Regions from separate parts of the Homo sapiens genome. Here region 2 is linked to region 1. A link is an interaction called in ENCODE POLR2A ChIA-PET data of the cell type or tissue named here. Cell type or tissue: Panc1. All regions are shown on one strand. Links, peaks and the distances in the headings refer to the core of each region. The heading gives the core; the rest is flanking DNA.

Evidence for each region. Peaks named below come from ENCODE experiments on the same cell type or tissue, not always from the same donor. Only the 100,000 strongest peaks of a DNase experiment are listed, where the experiment ranks them.
Region 2: POLR2A ChIA-PET joins it to region 1 with 10 read pairs; 6 of 35 experiments call an interaction of 5 or more read pairs at or near these places.

The regions. Positions count from the first base shown.
Region 1 is chr17:74,892,827-74,898,186 of GRCh38, reverse strand. FADS6 (fatty acid desaturase 6) reads left to right here and starts at 4,554. Exons shown (of 6, transcript NM_178128.6): 1 at 4,554-4,835. The coding sequence starts at 4,592. In Panc1, for the core only: no CTCF peak of the experiment used is centred there; no DNase peak of the experiment used is centred there; H3K4me3 peaks cover 834 bases; H3K27me3 peaks cover 1,161 bases.
Region 2 is chr17:74,970,049-74,975,416 of GRCh38, reverse strand. It overlaps HID1 (HID1 domain containing), which reads left to right and starts at 2,658. Exons shown (of 19, transcript NM_030630.3): 1 at 2,658-2,826. The coding sequence starts at 2,761. HID1-AS1 (HID1 antisense RNA 1) reads right to left here and starts at 4,728. Exons shown (of 3, transcript NR_110878.1): 1 at 4,625-4,728; 2 at 687-849; 3 at 1-251. RefSeq lists a silencer at 2,594-2,703. In Panc1, for the core only: no CTCF peak of the experiment used is centred there; no DNase peak of the experiment used is centred there; H3K4me3 peaks cover 1,681 bases.

The DNA.
Region 1 (5,360 bases), core at 361-5,360:
CTGGGCAAGGTAGCTCACGCCTGTAATCTCAGCACTTTGGGAGGCCGAGGTGGGCAAATCATTTGAGGTCAGGAGTTTGAGGCCAGCCTGGCCATCATGGTGAAATCCCATCTCTAATAGAAATACAAAAAAGTTAGCTGGGTGTGGTGGCACATGCCTGTAATCCCAGCTGCTGAGGGAGGCTGAGGCAGGAGAATCACTTGAACCTGGGAGATGGAGGTTGCAGTGAGCCGAGATTGCACCACTGCACTCCAGCCTGGGTGACAGAATGAGCCTCCATCTCAAAATAAATAAAGAAAATAAAGAAAAGTGATTACCATTTGAAAATATAAAATTGTTGTAATTAAAATATAACACCTAGACAGGAAAATGCACATACTCTAACAGTATAGCATGATGAAGTGTTACAAACTGAACACTCAAGGGTAACTAGAACCCAGTTTAAGAAACAAAACATTTATCAGCCTCTGGAGAACCCCCTCATGCCCCCTTCTAGTCACTATCCCTAATCAGTTAAAGCCATCCTAACTTCTAATGCCATAGATTCATTTTGTCTGTTTTTGAACTTTATACACATGGGATCATCTGATCGGTGTTTTGTGTCTGGTTTCCATTTGTTCGGCATTGGATTTGGGCTGTGTGGTAATCCCCCCATCGCCGTTTATTGATTTATTCCACTGCTGGCAGAAAATTGCATTGTGCCCAGTTGTTATCTTTTGAGTAGTGCTGCTATGAATATTTGTGTATGTTTCTTTGCTTTTCTGTTGAGTATATATCTAGGATATGCATGTGTTCAACTTAAATAAAACTCTTTTCTTTTTTCTTTTCTTTTTTTTTTTTTTTGAAACGGAGTCTCACTCTGGCACCCAGGCTGGAGTACAGTGGTGCGATCTCAGCTCACTGCAACCTCCACCTCCCGGGTTCAAGCGATTCTCCTGCCTCAGCCTCCAGAGTAGCCGGGATTACAGGCACATGCCACCATACCCAGCTAATTTTTGTATTGTTAGTAGAGATGGGGTTTCCCCATGTTGGCCAGGTTGGTCTTGAACTCCTGACCTCAGGTGATCTGCTTGCCTCGGCCTCCCAAAGTGCTGGGATTACGGGCGTGAGCCACCATGCCCAGCCTTCCTTGTCTATTTAATTTTGGCCATTCTAGTGGGTCTGCAGGGTTATCTTATTGGTGTTCAAATTAGCATTTCCCTAAAAACTAATGATGGGGAGCATCTTTTCACATGCTTCTTGGCCATTTGCATATCTTCTTTGGTAAACTGTCTATTCAATTCTTCCTTATTTTGTTACCCCCATCATCATTTCCACAGTCCCTCCCTCTGCTATCTGCACCCTTAGCACCTTTATGTTTGGGGGACTGGAACGTCTCTAAACTGGTCCCCCTCACTCCGGTCCCCCTCACTCCAGTGGCTACTCCATTGTGCCAGACAAACCTTCCTGAACACAGCATTGCACAAGTCACTCCACTGCCCTGAAACTTCCTATGGCTCCCATGCCTGTGAGGACAAACCTCAGCTTCTCAGTCTGCCTTTGTGGCACTCCAGCCCGTGGTCCCAGCCTTTCTTTCCTGCCTTCCCTTGCCTTTCCCACCAATCTCTCAAACTCTACTCCTGGCCCATGCCTTGAGGACCCAGAATACTTGGTTCTCTTCCTTCTCTCTGAGGTTTAAGTAGTCTGTTTGCTGTTATTGTCATTGTTGTTTTAAGACAAGGTCTTGCTCTGTCGTGCAGGCTGGAATGCAATCATCGCTCACTGCAGCCTCCAACTCCTGGGCTCAAGCGATCCTTGAACCTCAGCCTTCCAGAGTGTTGGGATTATAGTTGTGAGCCACCATGCTAAGTCTGTTCTAAATCAAGTCTGCCTCTCTCTTGGGAGGCTACCAGCCAGCCCTACCCCACAGGGATCCCTGTTCCTCTGAGCTCCTCTGAAACATGTTCTTTCCTCTGGCGCTCAGCATTTACCTCTGTCCAGTACCACTTGGATGTCCAGGAGGGAGCCAGGGCCTGGAGAGGAGCTTCTTGGTGCCAGGAAGTTCCTGGCATATATGATAAAAATGATAACATCTCCTTATAAGCTTAAAATATGGGATATTAATATCACATATGCTTTTACAAATTATACATATCCCCTCCTTGAAAATTGTAGTATGCTAGAGAGGGAGGGATTTGACGGTAGAGTGGGAAAGGGAGGGAGGAGGGCGACTCTTCCTTATCTGTCTTAAGAATCTCTTAAGATGGTGGCTCATGCCTATAATCTCAGCACTTTGGGAAGCCGAGGCGGGTGGATCACGAGGTCAGGATATTGAGACCATCCTGGCTGACATAGTGAAACCCTGTCTCTACTAAAAATACAAAAATTAGCTGGGTGTGGTGGTGCGTGCCTGTAATCCCAGCTACTCGGGAGGCTGAGGCAGGAGAATCACTTGAACCAGGGAGTTGGAGGTTGCAGTGAGTGGAGATCGCGCCACTGCACTCCAGCCTAGTGATAGAGCGAGGCTCTGTCTCAAAAAAAAAAAAAAAAGAAAATCTCTCATGGAAACCATTGCATTTGGAGAAGCTCCTGGATTCAGCTCTAATTCTGCCATTTACTAACTGTGGAGTGCTGGGCGGATCAGTTCATCTCTTGGGGCCTCCGTTGATTAAATGAAGATGAGGCCATCCTATTTTTTTTTTTTTTTTTGTAGATGGAGTTTTGCTCTTGTCCCCCAAGCTGGAGTGCAATGGTGCGAACTTGGCTCACTGCAACCTCTGCCTCCTGGTTTCAAGCGAGTCTTCTGCCTCAGTCTCCCGAATAGCTTGTATTACAGGCTCCTGCCACCACGTCCAGCTAATTTTTGTATTTTCAGTAGAGCCGGGGTTTCACCATGTTGGCCAGGCAGGTCTCGAACTCCTGACCTCAAGTGATCTGCCTGTCTTGGCCTCCCAAAGTGCTGGGATTACAGGTGTGAGCCACCGCGCCTGGCCTTAGATGATGCCATCCTTGAGGGATGTGGGGAATCCACAAAACCTCATCAGTATGTGAAAGTCAATGATAACCTGCGGGGCAGGTATATGCGCACGTGCACTTGGTGAGAATTGGTTTATTAAATTGTCAGTCCCTTAGAATACTGAGCTGGTAAATAAATCTTATTCTTTGATAAAGAATTAAAGGAATAAGCTCATACGAATTCATGATTAGCCAGGCTTAGTGGTCCCCGTGTGTGCCTGTAGTCCCAAGCTACTCAGGAGGCTGAGGGGGAGGATCACTTGAGCCTAGGAAATCGAGGCTGCAGTGAGCTGTGATTGTGCCACTGCACTCCAGCCTGAGTGATAGAGCGAGACCCTGTTTCTAAACAAAGAGAGAAAAAAAAGAATTCCTGAAGGAAAACACCAGGAAGGAGTCAAAAGGAATCAATGTCATTAGGATCCCTGACTGTCTCTCCCTTACCCCACCCACCCAACTTCTCTTTCCTAGGGGTCTCCTGCTAAAGATGCCACTGTCCTCACCATACCAGATCCCTTAAGTCATGAAACTGGGAGTAAGTAAAACAAAAAAGAAAAGAGAAAGGGTATTCAGAAGCAGGGAAGAGGAGTTTGTAGAGGACAGAGGCTTATCCCCTGAGGACCAAGGCCATCTCCAGCAGTGCGGGGTGGGGGCCTGGGCTGATGGGAAGGGGATGTGACAGGTGTGGCTCCCACATCTCAGAGGGCTTGGCTGAGGCCCTGGCCCTGGGTTCAGGCCTGGGCGCTCTTGAGGGAGTGGAATGGCAGCGGGACCCGGCTGGTCTGCCTGCCCACCCAGAATGATGACCTCCGGATGTGTATTCCCTGTAGCTACCCGTCTCACCCAAAACATTATTGGGCTGAAGAGCCAGCTCCCCTGGGTCACCTCTGCTGAAGCCATACTCAGAGGGGACCTCTCACTCCTTGACCCACGGGGAGGGGGAGTGGGGAGTCCTTGAACTTTCTGCCCTAGGAATTCCCAGATGTTTCTGTGCCAAGCATTGCCCTAGGTACTGAAGACAGAGCTTGGGCAAAACGAGGACGTCTCTACGGCACTGAGGGTCCGTCTGTTGGCAGAGACAGACGACAGCATGTGTCATGTGTGTCACGTACGAGGGGAGCTGCTCAGTGCCACTACGAATAGTCAGGGTCGAGGGAAGAGAATGCTCGGACAGATCTCAGGGACCGAGGGAACTCAGGGAGTTATTTGAGGTCGGAGGTCAGGGAAGGCCCTCGGGGCGGGGCGGGGGTGGGGGGTGTCTCCACTGGGGTCTCCGTGCCCCTGACGCCTCCGTCCCTACTACCTGGGCTGGGTCTCACCGCAGGGTCGCCTCCCCGCCTAGCCACTCTCAGCTCATCGGCCTGGCTCCTCCCTCCGCGGCGGTTCTGATGCCGCCTGCCAGGGTCGCGCGCCTGAGCCGGGCCTGGGTCGCCAGCGCCCGCAGCAGAGGAGCCAGGGTGTCTCGCACCTTGACCCCGGGGGCGGGTGTCCCCAGGCGGCGCGTGACTCCGCCCCGGCCCGCCCCGCCTCGCCTGCACCGCAGACACACGCCCCAGTCCTCCAGTCCTCCGTGCGCGTCGGGCCCGAGCCCACAGAGTCCATGGAACCCACGGAGCCGATGGAACCTACGGAGCCCATGGAACCTACGGAGCCCATGGAACCTACGGAGCCCATGGAACCTACGGAGCCCATGGAACCGGCGCGGAGCGCGCACCGTGGGGGCGAGGCGCTGCTGCGGGAGCTGGAGGTGCTGGTGCAGGACGTGGTGAGGACGAGCTCCTGGTGGGAGCGCCACGGCGTGGACTGCGCCATCCTCGCGCTCAGCCTCTTCGCCTTGCCGGCAGGTGAGGAACGCGGGGACCCGGCGTCCCGGCCGGGCTGCGGGTGGGGGCGGGGTGCGGCGGAGGTGGCGGCGCGGGGTCTGCAACAGCAGCCGTGGGAGTGCAGCCTGCGGAGTGGACTGGCGGCGGCAGGGAGGCGGAGGTGGTCGGGGCCCCGCACCCAAGGATGGAGGGTCACACCCCGAACCTGAGAGTCTGGACTGGGGTGTTCTGCCCTGTGTACCCTAGGAGGGGGCGCAGGAGGGTGGTGGAAGGGAAAGTTGAGAGGAGCGGGGGAGTGGCCGGGAGTGATGAGGTGCCCCCCCACCCCCGGGAAGGGAGACGGTGTTCTTTGGGGACCTAGGTGAGTGGGGAGGGGGTGGGAGTTTCCCCTGGACCCTTCCTGGTCTGGAACACCCATGGTACCTGAGGCCCCAACATTGCTTTGGCTGGGGGCCCAGGACCACGCACTGGAGAGTCAGGACCAGGCACGGGAGAGTCAGGACCGCTGGAGGGGCAGTCCTGGTTCCCCTCAGGCCACAGTGGGAC
Region 2 (5,368 bases), core at 130-5,129, 77 kb before region 1:
GATGCTTTGGGAGGCCCAGGCAGGAGGGTCGCTTGAGCTCAGGAGTTTGAGACCGCCTGGGCCACATGGCAAAACCCCATCCGTATAAAAAATACAAAATTAGCCGGGCGTCATGGTGTGCACCTGTAATGCCAGCTACTTGGGAGGCTGAGGTGGGAGGATTGCTTGAGCCTTGGAGGTAGAGGGTGCAATGAGCTGTGATCATGCCACTGCACAGTCTGAATGACAGAGGGAGACCCTGTCTCAAAAAACTAAAAATAAATAAAGAAATAAACTGTTAGCATGTTGCCAGCTTTTGAAAGTCATTGTGCTAGCCATGTAGTGTTATCTTACTGTGGTTTCAATTTGCATTTCCCTAATGATTATGATTGAGAGTTTTTAATGTCACTCTGGCCTGGAATGCGGTTGAGTGATTTGTAGAATAGACTGGATTTTTTTTAATGCCAAATAAAGGAACTATTCATTCATTATCTTGGAATGATTAGAAAAGCCATGAAACCTGCCAAGGATTTTGCCCAGGGCGGGGAAAACCCACCTCCGGAGAAAGGCTAGAGCTACCCTATCATTGCCCTGTGGAGTTTGTTTGTTCCGTGAAATGGCGACACCCTTCGCACTCCTCTTTCCCTCCACACCCGCTCCACCCTGCCACACTTTTGCTCCCAGATGGCGTGCCCCTCATTTTTCACCTGTAGAATTCCTCTTTAAGTGAATGTCACATCCTTTTGAAGCATCTAGGGGCCAGGCATGGTGGCTTACATCTGTAATCCCAGCACTTCGGGAGGCTGAGGTGGGAGGATCCCTTGAGGCCAGGAGTTGGGGATTAGCTTGGGCAATGTAGCAAGATCCTGTCTATACAAAAAATGAAAAAAAAAATTAGCTGGGCATGGTGGTGTGCACCTGTAGTCCTAACTACTCAGCAGGCTGAGGCAGGAGGATTGCTTGAGTCCCAGCATTCGAGGCTGCAATGAGCTATGATTGCACCACTGCACTCCAGCATGGGCAACAGAGTGAAACCTCGTCTGCAAAATGCATGCATGCATGCATGAATGAATGAATGAATAAATAAATAAATAATAGGGCTGGGCATGGTGGCTCACACCTGTAATCCCAGCACTTTGGGAGGCTGAGGCAGGCGGATCATTTGAGGTCAGGAGTTCAAGACCAGCCTGGACAACATGGTGAAACTCTATCTCTACTAAAAACAAAAAAAAATTAGCTGGGGGTGGTGGCGGGCCCCTGTAGACCCAGCTACTCGGGCGGCTGAGGCAAGAGAATTGCTTGAACCCAGGAGGTGGAGTTTGCAGTGAGCTGAGATTGTGCCACTGCACTCCAGCCTGGGTGGGCGACAGAGCGAAACTCCATCTCAAAAAATAAAAAATAAAAAAGCATCCAAGATTTCCAGAAGCTTCCAGACATAGCTTGCAAAATGATGTTGTGGAAAAAGCGCAGCCTCATTTGGATGAGCTCCTTACTACCTGTGTGGCTTTGGGCAAGTAATTGCTTTAAGCCTCATTTTCCCCAAGTGTAAAATGGGGATAAAATAATACCTCAGAGGTAGCTATTAGAGATATCGTCATTGTCGTCTTGTTTTGATTCCCCCCCCCCCCCCGAGATGGAGTCTTGCTCTGTCGCCCAGGCTGGAGTGCAGTGGCGTGATCTCGGCTCACTGCAACCTTTGCCTCCCAGGTTTAAGCAATTCTGCTACTTCAGCCTCCAGAGTAGCTGGGATTACAGGCGTGCGCCACTAAGCCCAGCTAATTTTTGTATTTTTAGTAGAGACGGGGTTTCACCATGTTGGCCAGGCTGGTCTCGAACTCCTGACCTCGTGATCCGCCTGCCTCGGCCTCCCAAAGTGTTGGGATTACAGGCGTTAGCCACCGCACCCGGCCTTGTTTTGATGATTAATCTGCCTCTATTACAGGCTTATTTGGCTGTACCCTGGCCGCTTCTTTCCTTATCCCTCTCCCTAGCTGCTCGCCATAAAGAGCAGGCTGTACTACTTATGTCCGCTGTGTCCGTCCATGACACAGAGTTGGCAAATACCAGACCCTCAGCACATTTGTTGAAATGGATGAATCTCAAAGGATTCTCTGGGAATCTGGTGGCTAGAGAGGGGTCGGGACCGCGAGGGACTCTCGCGCTCAGCAAGGCGAGGAGCTGCTTTCCTGGAGTATGGAAACTGAGTCAGCGCCTCCCTCCCTCATAACCAAGGGCCTGCGGGACTGTCTGAACACGTGGGTTTGACAGGTCAGAAAAAGGGAGAACCAAGAGAGTGGATGCTCAGAAAACATGAATGGGAAAGACAGACTGAGAAGGAGGAAAGTGGGATGGAGAGGGCCAGCTGAGACGTGGGCCAGGAGCCGGAGCGGAGATGAAGGGTGAGGACCGGGGCGGGGGACGAGCTGCGAGGAGGGTTTTGGGCCCTGGGGACTGCGTGGTAGCAGCGGAGGCGGGTACAATGCTCCGACGCAGAAGGAAGAGCGTCGAGGCTCCGGGTGGGACCTGAGAAGGCACCCGGCGTGCGGCGGCGCTGGGTTGGAACCGCCGACTCCGCGGGTCTTCGGCGGCGGGCGCTGCAGGTGCAGGAGGCGGAGCCACGCGGGGGCGGGGCCTGTCGGGGCGGGGCCGACGAGGGCCGGGGGCGGGGCGCGCCGCTTGTCTCCTGCGAGAGCCGCGGGGGCCGCGGAGCTGGAGCCGGAGCTGAAGCCGGAGCCGGGTTGGAGTCTGGGCGGGGGCCGGGCCGGAGCGGGCTCCAGAGACATGGGGTCGACCGACTCCAAGCTGAACTTCCGGAAGGCGGTGATCCAGCTCACCACCAAGACGCAGGTGCGCCACGGGGGCCCCGGCGTCCCCATCCACCTGCCGGGCTGGGGGCTGGGCAGGGCCGGGGGTACGCGAACTTGGCTCGTCGGGAGATGGGGGGACGGGCGGGCCCCGAGCGTAACGCCAAGGCCAGCGCCGGAACGGGACCCCGCGGCCTGTACCTGGAAGCTCCATCCCCTGGCCCTAGTCCCCCACCCTCAGCCTCCTCTCCTGGGAACACCCCTCTCCCCGAAGCCGCTGCTGCCACCTTAGGCTGACGTGTGCCTACTCCCCGAGCCGGCGACACAGCTGTCCGCCCCCTGTCCCGCCCCGCGGCGTCCCCAGCTTCGCATCTCCAGCCTCCCGCCGCCCCCACCCACCCATCCACCGTCCGCTCCCCTCCCTGCCCCTCATTGCCCGCGGGTCCCGGACGCACAGTCCCTGTTGACTCAATGCAAACAAAGCCTGGCTGGCGTCCGCCCGGGTCGGAGAAACAGCTGGTGTGCGCGGCAGCGGCCTCGCTGGGCCCTGGTCGATGCCCGTGGGCAGGGAAGGCCCAGGTCTTCCTGGGAACACGCAAAGAGTGGCGGGCAGCGAGGCAGCCTGGTGGGGGGCCCTGTCCCCAGGCCTACTGAGCACAGCCTCCCAGCTGGGGACCTCTCCAGGGGCCTTCCCCGAGGCCCTGCAAGGGAAAGGCTGTTAGCCTGTGTGCTCTGTTCTCTGGCTCAGGGATGGGGACCCGCAGGATGGCCCTCAGTCAGCTGGTGAGGGGCCTAAGGACCCTCCAGCCTAGTCCATGCTCATAACTCTCCTGTGAGTCCACAAGTGGCCCAATAGCCACCTCCTTATACCACCTGGCCCCAGCAAGACTGCTTCTCTGCCCACCCCTTCTCTCCTGGCTTTTTGAATCAGGCCACCGTGGCCACAGAGATGCTCGGCCCTGACTCCCCATGTCCCCCATTTTCAGGGGACACAGGACCTGCTGCCATCTGGGATCTTCCTCTTTCCTGGCCCCCCCACCTCCTGCTCTCCAGGGCTCTCTCTTGCTGCTGGAGGTTAGAGTGGGATGGAGGAAGCCAGCTCCCACAGCCAGCTGGTCACAGCTCCAGGGGCCAGACCTTGCTCCCTCACCCCTTTCCCCACCCTGGAAGGGTCAAATGTGCAGCAAATGCCCAGGGCCTCTGGAGAGTCCAACCCCGGCTGAAAGGCTCTTGATAGAAACCAGACCGCACTTCTCTCCATTCCCTACGGCTCCTGGGTCGTTCTGGAGCTTGGCTTTTTTAGGATGGGGTTTTCGTTCTGTGGGTGGCAGGGAAGGTGGCAAGTGGGCTAGCCCCTCAGTGTAGGGCTGCAGGGAGAGGAGTGGGGAGGCAGGGAGGAAGGGAGGCTCCCATGTTTACCTGCCTGGGGAAGAAACTCCTTGTTGGAGGATTGCACTGTGGGCTCGGCAGCTGGGGTCCTTTGCCAGGCCAGTGGGGCCAGCTCAGCAGAGTACCAAAGGCTCTGGAGTGGCCTAGATTCCTACCTGCTCAGGCCTTTTCCCCAAAATACTGTGTCCCTCTGTCTTTCCCTGGCTACAGCCCTATGATGGGCCACTTGAGATGGTGCTGTTCTGTTTCCCAGCTGAGTAGGCTTGGAATAGAACCTGGATAGGCTGGAGATCAGACCAGCCTTCTGGAGAGCACTGGGTCCTGTAGGCGGACGGGGGCCTGGGCTGCCCGGGGGGAGAGGCCTTCAGAGGCTGAAGCCTTGGACTCTGTGTAAGTGACCTGACTTGGGTAGCTTGGGTGTGAGGATCAGAACCCAGATGATCATCACTGACCTTACCACTTGGAGTCCCCAAGGAGATTCAGGCCAGTTGTCCATAGGATGATATGTGGTTCCAGGCTCTTACAGGGTGTGGCTTGGGCAGTAGACAGGCAGAACTAGCCCCTTTTCCTGTGGCCTGGGCCTGTATCCCTGCTGCTCCACCTTCCTCGCCTTCCTGCCCTGCATCCTGTTTTCTTCCTGCCCCATGGTCCAGTCCTGGGTCAGGCCTGACCCTGGTCCTAAGAGCCAGCCGCTTTGGCTGTGTTTCCTGGTGCTTCCTCATAGTAGGTGGGGCTCTGGAGGGAGACAGTCCCAGACCTGGAACCCTCTCCCAGATCCTGCCTGTTTGGAATTCTCTGCTGCAGGCCAGATGAACCTGGCGGGTGCATATTTACATGTGTATACATGTATGTGCATGGGAATGCATGGTGACACAGTCCTCTAGAGCAGGCTTAGCAGGCTTGAGGACTAGGGGACCTTCCCCCTGCACACCCTGAGAGTCAAAAGATACAACTGCTCCCCCAGGTCTGAGTGGGGGTCTAGTCCGAGCAGGGGCCTGGAAAAGCTGGGTTAAGAATATCTGATTTTGGGCCGGGTGTGGTGGCTCATGCCTGTAATCCCAGCACTTTGGGAGGCTGAGGTGGGAGGATCACCTGAGGTCAGGAGTTCGAGACCAGCCTGAGCGACATGGAGAAACCTCGTCTCTACTAAAAATACAAAAATTAGCCAGGCGTGGTGGAACATGCCTGTATTCCCA